Linked DNA regions of Homo sapiens: region 1 is linked to region 2. A link is a loop called in an ENCODE intact Hi-C map of the cell type or tissue named here. Cell type or tissue: heart right ventricle. All regions are shown on one strand. Each heading gives the region's core, and the rest is flanking DNA. Links, peaks and the distances in the headings are about the cores only.

Region 1 (5,381 bases), core at 217-5,216, 73 kb before region 2:
CACTCTTGTTGCCGGGACACACAGAAGCTGAGCAGACACTGGAATGTGAATGCATTGGGAGGTGAGCCCTTAAGGAGAGCCCAAATGTTTACCAAAGAGAAAATCTGGTCAGAGGTGAGAAGTGGCTGGTTTTAGATTTTATCGAGAGCATGAAACATGGCAGATTTGGTAAAAAATTTTTCTTGAGACTGTAATTTTACTTAACTGAGAGACTTGTTACTGGTAGGAATTTGAAGAAAAAGAAGTTGGGGGTAGAAGGCTCTGCTTCAGGGAGGAACACATATTTCCTAGAAGAGAACTTGTCCTGCCTTTGGGGATGTTCCTTTGACCCAGTTAACTGCATTCTCTTATTTTAGCAGTCTTGTTGAATTATCTCTGTATTGAATTGACATGGTGAAACCACGCCTAGTAGAGGGGAGAAGTGGTGGTGTGGACTAGACGAGTATACATTTTGGTCAGACATGGCTGGATTCCAGTCACTTTGTAGTTTTGTGACCTTGGAAAAGTTGCTTGTCTTCTTCAAGCCTCAGTTTCCCCACTTGTAAAATCTAGTTACTATCTACCTGGCAGATGACAGGGATTCAATAAGTAGTAGCTGTTTCTTAATCATTGTAGAAAAAAAACCTGGAAAAAGGAGTTGATAAAGTACCCTGCATCATGCCAAATTAATCTTACAGACACATGTGATATTGAGGATACAGCTTTTTTTTAAACAAAGAACAGCACATTTTTATTTTTAAGTTTTATTTATTATTATTTTGAGACAGTCTCACTGTGTTGCCCAGGCTGGAGTGCCATGGCAACTGCTGCCTCCCGAGTTCAAGCGATTCTCATGCCTCAGCCTCCAGAGTAGCTGAGACTACAGGCACCCACCATTACCCCCGGCTAATTTTTGTATTTTTAGTAGAGACAGGGTGTTGGTCAGGCTGGTCTCTAACTCCTGATGTCAAGTGATCCATCTGCCTCAGCTTCCCAAAGTGCTGGGATTATAGGCGTGAGCCACCACACCCGGCCGAGGATACAGCTTTTGAACCTTCTATTCTTTGAAGAAAACAGTATTAAAACTTTTGGAGTAGTGGATATTCTTGCTCCTTATTTTGCATAGTAAGAGTCCTAAAGCCCAGGAAAACATATTTGCCATGTATCCTACGGGTTGTGTTGAGCAAGGGGAGCTTCACCTACAATGTGTACCCTTGGACCTTGAGTTCCCAGTGTTTGCTTAGGTCCCCTTGGAGGCTTCCTGTTATTGTATATTATTTTTCAATCAGCTTTGGATTCAGGCTTCAGGTAGGGCAGTGAGCAAAATGAGGCAATGGACACATTCACATCTTCTTCCAGGATCTTTCTAGTTTACTTGCTTATGTTTTTAATCCTGGGACATTTTCTTTGCATGTGTTATTACCACAAAGATAAATATTTGGCATTCGCACCCCATCGCTTCCCTTTTCCTGATTTGGAGAAAAGAGGGGGCTCAAAACACAAATACTGCTTACTTTTCAGTTTTGCCTGAGGCCAGCTGTGTTCTATGGCACACAGACTGGGGTCTCAAAGGTGTGTGTGGATGAACAGTTTGGGTATGGGGGCCTGGGAAGAGCTTGGAGATTGGGAATCTTGGGGGTGGGGCTGGGGAGTGGGGAGTTGGGAGTATGTGTGACCAGAAAATAGTAGCATGAGGAATAGGTGGTAGTACTCTTCTCATGTAGTCAAAGGTCACTTTTGAAGTTATTAGGTATTCCTGGCTAGAATCCTTAGTTGCGTGGAACTCCTCTGCAGCTTTTAGATTGTATCATTTTCCCCCTTAAAGATACCTGTTGGATAATCATAAATGTGGGCTCCAAGGGAGAAGTATTCATTTATACATGAAAACAAGCTACACAAAGTGTGGCCAGTGGAAAAAACTCTAGAAGTGAAATGGGATCTCCTCTCTGGTATGGTTTATATCTTGATTGTCTGAGGGTTGGATTTAACGCTTAAAAATGCTGCAAGTGTACTATTTTGTCTTTGGTCAGTTGGTACTCTTCTCCCAGGAGGAGCTTTTTTTTGGGAGACAGTCTTGCTCTGTTGTCCGGGCTGGAGTGCAGTTGGCACCGTCACGGTTTGCTACAGCCTCGACCTCCTGGGCTCACGCGATCCTCCTGCCTCACCCTCCTGAGTTGCTAGAACTACAGGAATGCACCACCATGTCCGGCTAATTTTTACAATTATTTTTGTAGATATGGAGTCTCACTATGTTGCTGGGGTTGGTCTGGAACTCCTGGTCTCAAGTGATTCTCCCCGTCTCAGCCTCCCAAAGCACTGGAATTACAGGCATGAGCCTCTGTACCTGGCCAGAAGCTTTTTTGATGGACTGATCCATTACCCTGATTGCTTATTTGAGTGACTGGTAATTTTTTTATTTGAGGCATAAATTAGACATTTGCCTCCAGGAGTAGTCTTAGATACTATTGGCACCTGGTTAATCAGCCACCCAAGGTTTAAATTGCAAAAGTAGCCTCCCTTTTCCTCTTTTAATGAGTATAAAACAGAGTTAGGTTTAGATTTATACCTGTAAAGGAAAGATATTACACCTTCTTTCAGTTCTCCTGTTAGACAAAGAATTCCCATGATGCTGTGTTTACTCAATTGTATTAATTGCAACTCTTGTTTTATTGTTTCTCTGGACTTTGGAAGAGTGGTCACTTATTTTTCATTAAACTTTGATAAACTGCCTTCTGTTTATTTCCAGCTTCTTGGTTCATGTAACACTAACGGTTTTGAAACAGATCTGATGAAGCAATAGTAGCTTAGAGGATGCTCCCATGATTTGATTAGCATGGTTCTTCTTAAGATCTCTGGAGAAAAAAAATATCTAGTTAAAATCTTTGTCTTTTTTTTCTTCCTCTGAAGACATGGTGCAGTATGAATCAGTTTAATGCTGACTTTGGAAAAGTAGGAAATGCTTAGTGAGTAGACAAAAAATGATGTGGTTTGGACAGCGATGTTCTGTATCGCATTTTATATTAAGGAGGACTTGTAGCAGTTATTATATTTCTGCTTTGTGGTTGGGGAGAGGGAGGGAGGGAGGGGGAGAGAGAGAAATTGCCCAACTTGTATGATAGGAAAGGTTAAGTGCCGGGAGTTGGCCAGGTTGTGACTCATGCTCCTCGGGGCTGCGTGATGCAAGACCTTTTGCCGCCAGCTCATTCATGTCTGCTGTCAGGACCGGTCATTGGGCTGGTGTGTGTCAAACTTATTTTTATCTCTGCTTTATTGACAATGAAAACAGCTAGGTGGTCAGCCTCCCTCAGTATAATAAAATGCTTTCTTTTAAAATACCTCAGTGCCAAGATGAATATGGTTTGTTTAAATAATGACTTCTGCTCTACTGAGAAAAATTGATATTGGGACACAGGAGACTTGCCTGGTTTCTGAGGTAACTTGGTAGATTATAATCTGGTTGCTATGGCTACTCAGCAGCAGTGAAAATTACATGAACTAAACATTTGAAGGGAGGTATTTTCGTCGGATGCTTAAAAGCCCGTTACCTATCATCTTTCTCCCTGAAGAAGTGGGATGGGGGTCAGGAATTGAACTCAGTAAGCAGGGGGGGAAGGTATAAGTGGACCTTAGAGGCTGGATGCCTCTGCGTCGTTCTTTGAAGTTTGGCCTGGTGTCAGTGACCACTGAGGAACTGTTACAGACACTTTTTGTGCAATATGATAAGCAGATAATGTGACGACAGTCCGGACATGTCCCAATTCAGAAATCCGTTTTCTTGCCTGGGACTTTCCGTAATACTGGTGAATTGTATTTTCTGAACCGGTATTCAGGGCACATTGTCTGACAATTATGAGCGTGGTAGAAGAGAGTATATGAATTTGGGATTGTCAGAGAAAATCTAGGACATAGAGTCTTGGCATCCATTGGTTCCCCCCTCCCCCAGCTAATTAATTCCATGGGCATATATTACAGTTCTATCCCTAGAGCTTTAAACACAAAGCAAATGGTTTTTGCTTTATTACAGTGATGCTAGAATTGGTCTAAGGACCTTTAAAAAGACATGGATAATTGTCTGTATTGAAGTGTGATTTTCTTCCATTGTAGTTTTTATATTGTATATTTATGTAAAAATAAATGATTTTCATGTTAAAGAAATGACTTTAAAAGCTCCTTTTCAAGAAAACAAATATTTGGCCCGGCGCAGTGGCTCACGCCTGTAATCCCAGCACTTTGGGAGGCCGAGACGGACGGATCACCTGAGGTCAGGAGTTCGAGACCAGCTTCAACATGGAGAAACCCCATCTCTACTAAAAATACAAAATTAGCCAGGCGTGGTGGTGCAGGCCTGTAATCCCAGCTACTGGGGAGGCTGAGGCAGGCGAATTGCTTGAACCTGGGAGGCGGAGGTTGCAGTGAGCTGAGATCGCGCCATTGCACTCCATCCTGGGCAACAAGAGCGAAACTCCGTCTCAAGAAAAAAAAAAAAAAACCAAATATTTTAATCATTCTAGAGATCTTGAAGGAATTTCCTTTTGAGTTTTTGAAACAGTACAGTGTGCTTACATTGGTGATAATTTAAATACTGAAAACTCAAAGATTATCTACAGTTATTATATAGGAAAAATAAATTGCCTTGAAATAACTGTCATAATTCAAGATAATGAGAAGCACCAAGGGTGAAGCTTAGTCTGAGTTTCCCTGAATGATCCTGTTTTTTCCAGGTAATGTATTTTCTGATTTAAAAAAATTTAGTATTCCAGCAGTATCATCTGGATGAATTATTAGAAGAGGCAAAATACATGGATATTAAAGATTGAGTATTTAAAGATGAAATGGTTTTGATTTCAAAAGTTTTACAAAACAAATTATAGTGTATACAGTAAATAAAGTTGACTTTTAAATTGCATCTTATGAAAGCTTAATTTCTAAGCTGAGATAATTATTTGCAATAGTTTTTTTTTTAATGTTTTATGACTTTCATTCATTCAGTGAAAGTAGTTATTGAGCACATAACTTATTCTATGCCAGGCATGGGGCTAGATAGCTGGATGTTATCCTTATCATGCCTAGATTAAAGAAGGAAAGGCAGACACTAACATAATTGCTTAGTTAATTGATTGCAGTTGTAAATTCTAGGAAGAAGTAGTAGAGCGGGTATTTTTGTTTGATTTAGAACACATAGTGGGGGACTTGACCTGTCCTGGGAGTCAAAACACTGTTATCACAAGCTGAGAAGGATGAATAGACGTTGGTTGAGGATGGAGGAAGGTAGGTGGTAAGCTAAGATGAAGGAGTACAGGAAGAGTATCACAGACAGAGGAAACAGTATGCTTGACAGTTTCAAGCCAGGGAGGAACAGGGCTTGTTCCGATAACTGTAGGATGAATGTGACACTGACATCC
Region 2 (5,381 bases), core at 87-5,086:
AAATGTTTGCGAAGTGAAAATTGTGAGGAACATCTCCTGCCACCACACAGTTTACAAACAAACAATAAATATGGTGGGTTCTCTGCGCGCTTTTGTGTTTCGTGCATTTGTATGGTTACCATATACTTTACACATTTCTGTTTTACAATACTTTGTATTCATTCATTCATTCATTCATTCATTCATTCTCTAACCCATTATTCCAGTTCAGTGTTGCGGGGGCCAGAGCCTATCCTGATATTACAAGGAACAGATGGAACCCACCCTGGACAGGATGTCATTCCATCACAGGGCACACTCAAACACATACCCACACTCACTTAGACTGGACAGTTTAGACACACCAGTGCACCTAATGTGCACATCTTTCAGATGTGAGAGGAAACTGGAGTACCTAGAGAAAACCCACACAGACATGAGGAGAAGAGAACGGGGAAACTCCACACAGAGGCCTTGGCCAGGAGTCAATTTTGTTTTCTCTTATCAATGTTATCATGAAATGATGTTGAATGAAACGTTATTCAAAGACCTGCTGTATACAGAAGGTCCCCAATGGTTAGACTTGTGATTTTTTGGCTTTATAATGGTGCAAATGTGATATGCATTTGGCAAAAACCATATGAGTACCCGTGCAAACCATTCTGTTTTTCACTTTCAGTACAGTATTCAATAAATTACATGAGTTATTCAATACTTTATTATAAAATAGTGTTTATGTTAGATGCGTTCACCCAACTGTAGGCTAATGTAAGTGTTCTGAGTGTGTTTAAGCCAGGCTAGGCTAAGCTATGATGTTTGGTAGGTTAGGTGTATTAAATGCAATTTTGACAAGATATTTGCAACTTATGCTGGGTTTATCAGAATGTAACCCCCCTCTTAAGTGGAGGAGCATCTGTAATTGTTTTTGTCATTTGAGCCGTAGTTTAAACAAATGAATGCAATGGTATATTCCCTCAGATAAGTGACCTAGCTTGAAAAATAAAACTGTACCTGAAAACTAGGTAAAAATGGATCTTGTTGTTTGGGAGGGGAAAGAGAATTTGAAGCGTTTTCTCAAAAGGGTACCCAGCACCCGAGTACCTTTCTTTTGTTTAATTTTTAACAAAAGAGCTATCTTTGTGGCAATTGTTTTCAATATCTCTGCCGTACACATATGTGGGCAGAAAGCTAGAGTTTGAATAACACTTGTTAATGGAAACCAACTTCTTTATGGATTTGTTTGAACAGTGGTTCAGAATTTTTATGCTTACTATCTTATTCCTGTTTGAATACTTGGCCAGCCATATTCTCAGAGCTCCCTGCCCCAGCCAGCCTCTCTAATGGCTCCTACGGTGAAGTTCTGTTAGCGCTTCCATTGGAAACCTACCAGAATGGCTGGGTTCTGGCATGGTGCCCTCTCACGAAAGCTGCAGCCCCAGTGGGGGAAGCGCAGGGTGGAGTTTTTCCACCCTGCTTCTGGCTGCTCTCCAGACCCTGGAGTGTCTGTGAGGTTTTTTTTCCTCTTTTCTTTCTCCCATAACAACAAACAAACAATAACACTACTACTTGGACATATTAGGGACATGGGATATGCGTGCGTACGTGCGGTGGAGTGGGCCTTTTAGTTAGCTCCCCAGCAGTGTTCTTCTGCCACTGGGCTCTTTTGTTCAGTGTGACCTCATGAGAAGTGGTAGCAGTACTGTAAGCTCTAGAGGATTTCCCTATCATGGGCCTTTTATTTCCCTGTGGTTGTCTAAGCAAAGCAATGGGAATCTCCTGGTGGGTATTAACTATCTTTCTAGACCATTCTTTGCACGAAATGCTGACTTAATGAGAGTCTGAGTCACCCTTAGCAATTTCTCCAACTCCAGACCATGGCGTGTTACAAGATGGCAGCTGTTTAGTGGATATCAGAATAGCCTTCATGTTTTCATGGCAGGGTTACCAGATTTAGGAAATAAATTTACGGGATGCCCAGTTAAAGTTGAATTTCAGATATACAGCATTTTTTTAGTGTAATTGTGTCCCATGCAGTACTTGGGATATGCTGGTATGAAAAGTTATTTGCTGTGTTTTTGAAATTCAACTTTATCTGGGTGTGCTCTTTTATCTGGCAGCTCTACTTCGTGCATTTTTGCATGATGTAATAACTTGGATACATGTTGTACTTAGAATATTATGTATATATGATTAGTTCCTAAAAAGTGACTGGCTTCACAAATAAACCCTTGAGTGCATGAAATTTTGAGCTCCTTAAAAGGCAACTGCAGTTGAGCTGGCAAATCACATATGCCAGATTTCCAGACTGAGTTGAGTCGGCCATCATGAGGCAGGAACTTGAAGTTACATCATCTAGAATTTCCCGGTACCCTTTTTTTCCTCCCTCTCTTTAATGACTCTTTATTTGTAAGTTAGAAATTTGGGCTAAGCATTCCCTGCAAAAAGGCGTCTTTCCTTTATTCATTGAAAAACACAGAAATCTTTAGTCTTAAGCAATACAGACTGGTCTGTATGAGGTTGTATTTGTGCATGTAGAAAGAAAAAGTAAGAATTTTATAAAGCCTTCTGCCTTGCTTTGGCTTTTTTTCGGCCAGTATTTCCTTTTGTGTATTCTACAAGAAGACCAGAGAACTACACATGATAGTAGTAAAGATCCCTCCCGTCCCCTGTTAGATACTTTCTGTCATATCCTTTGACACACTTGATTCAACTAACACCCCCTTGTAAGGGCAAGTGGTTATTCCTAATTTTGTAAGTTAGAAATTCTCCAAACGGAACAGTGTATTGGTCTCTTTCCCAAAGGATGCAAGATTTGTCTTCTTATAAAGTCTTAAGAATGGTCTCATTAACCATCTGTTATTGAATGAGTAGATTCCCGTGTAGACCCTTCTGTTCTCAGGGCGGTCATTCCACCTTCCCCTGAGTCTCTGGTCCATGACCCCTGGAAGAGATTGCCTGAAAGCACATTCATAATTTTGCTCCACATTCATGATTTGGCTTAAACAAAATTAAGAATTATTACTTGAGCCTTTTTAATAGTTTGCTGCGGGTGTGGCACACTTTTTCTGTAAAGGGCAAGATGGTAAATAACATGCTTTGCAGACATACAGTCTCTGATGCATACTCTTTTACAACCCTTTAAAAATGTGACAACCATTTTTAGCTTGTGAGCTGTACCAAAGCCGGCCATGGGCTGGCAGTAGTTTTCCTGAGTGTTTGTCCTTAAAAACATATTACATGGGGAGTTCTGTGGATTCTGAAATTTACCCATTATTTTCGATATATATAGAAGTGGGAATGAATACTTAGCAATAAAAATATGTGACAAGCTGTGGGCACTCTAACATCCTGGAGGACATTGTCTCTCTCCCTGCCCCCCTTCCCCTGTGGCACTTACTCATATTTTTAAAAGGAGAATGTTGTAATTTCTTGTTAAAATTTTGGATTTTGTGTTAATGCTAAACAAAATGTCATTCTGATGGGTTTCTTTTGTCAGGTATGTAGGAGCAAGTGGTCAGATAGCAAATTCATGCCCAAAGGCGGGAGAAAGCAAGACAGGACATCGGTTTGTCTTCTCTTTGAATTTATTTATTTATGACATTGAGGATTTGGTGAAATTTTGGTATAACAGAACATCCTAGCCAGTTTTTCTATCTTTCTGAGCCATCAATTCTTAAGAAACTGCATAAGCATTTTATTTTGAAACCTTATGGGGAAGGATGTTACATTCACATAAGAATGAAACTCAATAGGAGGTTTGCCCTTTGATTTGCTTTATCTTTTCGCTGATTTTCTTTGAAAGATTATGCTTGGTGTTCTTCCAGATCGCAGTGGTAACAACAGGCAGGCTCCCAAAAGCACCTAAGGGGAGAGACATCCCATGAGAATCCATCATACATTTCATACCTTTCCAGCTGCTGCTCTTAGTGATTGGTGTAAAGCCATTCAGGCACCCCTTGTCTTTTATTACACAATGAAATTGGGGTATTTCCCGTCACTTTTTTTCCCTTCAGACTTTTACAAATGATTTTTGGGCCCGAATGTGATTGTGAATAGACAGACATAGCTTCTAAGAAAGCCGTTGGGACCCACTGAATTGTGACTGTCAGACAAAGGCATTTTGTTTAGAAGGCTTGTCCCAAAGTGGTGTTGGAGTCTGAAAGAAGGGCCGCCAGCGTCTCGTTCTTTCTGCTGTGAACTAATAGGAAAGCTGATGTTTGCTGAGTGGATGGCTGTACTCACTGTCCAAACAGATCTGTGTTTGCCAACTGTGAACATATTGCTGCCTCTGTGAGGCACTCCATCATGCCTTGAATGGATCCTCTTGTGTTCAGAATTTTCTGACTCAAAGCGAGGGAGAGAGAAATATTTCTTTCAGACTTCAGCATTCACTGTAGCATCCATAGTCTCATCAGACCTTTAGAAACCAAGCATGCACCGGAGACGCTTCTTAAGGAGAGTGAGAAAAGAGCAGAGAAAAAGGAATAAAGAGACAGCCCCATTGAAATGCCTTTATTCTGACCATTTGTGGCCAAGTTTTCATAAATAAACCAGGCTGCCTTGGCAAATAGAATTGTGAGAATATTTTTTATTTCTCCTGAGCAAAATAGAACTCTGAGTTTCCAACTCATGGTCCATTTCTGTGCATGTATACATACATGCACAGACAAAAATAAAAGCATAGAATACATTTATAATGTGTTATTAAATGGGTGACAGAGTTTTATTCCACCTGGATAATCCCTTAAGAAAAGGCTAATTGATACATATGAAGGAGTTTTGATTACTTTATAAACTGTCTCTTAGTTTTAGGGTTACAAACCTATTGTATATGAAAGGGTGAAAATAAAGTGGGTTTTTTTGTTGTTGTCAGTTTAGTCACTTTCTATAAGTTGACAGTAATAGTACCTTCTGGCAAAGTCTAGTATTCGCTGCATGAACTGCGGACAGAGCCCATGGAAAAGATGTGGCATTCCTTGCAATTACCCATTGTTTTGTGTGTTAAATTTCAGAAACCTTGGTTGAGTGGGTGGAAAAACAACATTGCTGATAATGAAACTCAGTGAGCACATGGCATGCACAGGACACTTACCATTCTGGTCTGTGTTGCTTATTGAGTACATGTTCAACACTGAACAGCTTCACTCGGCATTGTAGTGGAAATGGAGAGAGACGGGAAGGACAGAATGCTTTTGTGAGTGGAAAGGTAGATTTCTGTGTAGTTCTCTGCAGCAGTAAACCGTTGCCTGGCCTTAGTCAGTGAGAACTCAGTATTTATTTGCCTACCTGTAGTAAATGATTTTTTTGGCATATATAACCCATAAAAGTTTAAAACCAGAATTACCATCCCCCGCCCAGGCTACAGTATTTACCATTTGGTTGTCTGGGTATTCTTATCCAGG

The links. A loop is a pair of places that touch in the nucleus more often than their neighbours do. Peaks named below come from ENCODE experiments on the same cell type or tissue, not always from the same donor. Only the 100,000 strongest peaks of a DNase experiment are listed, where the experiment ranks them.
Region 1: a loop joins it to region 2, with 2.3 times the contacts of the local background. A loop is called at or near these places in 9 of 110 quality-filtered maps.

Annotation. Positions count from the first base shown.
Region 1 is chr3:172,126,944-172,132,324 of GRCh38, forward strand. The region is part of intron 2 of FNDC3B (fibronectin type III domain containing 3B); the gene reads left to right. Among named protein-coding and RNA genes, the nearest start is that of FNDC3B, 90 kb to the left of the region's middle. In heart right ventricle, for the core only: no CTCF peak of the experiment used is centred there; a DNase peak (open chromatin) is centred at 3,158; H3K27ac peaks cover 5,000 bases.
Region 2 is chr3:172,199,847-172,205,227 of GRCh38, forward strand. The region is part of intron 3 of FNDC3B (fibronectin type III domain containing 3B); the gene reads left to right. Among named protein-coding and RNA genes, the nearest start is that of FNDC3B, 160 kb to the left of the region's middle. In heart right ventricle, for the core only: a CTCF peak has its summit at 2,285; DNase peaks (open chromatin) are centred at 1,405 and 4,172; H3K4me3 peaks cover 856 bases; H3K27ac peaks cover 4,820 bases.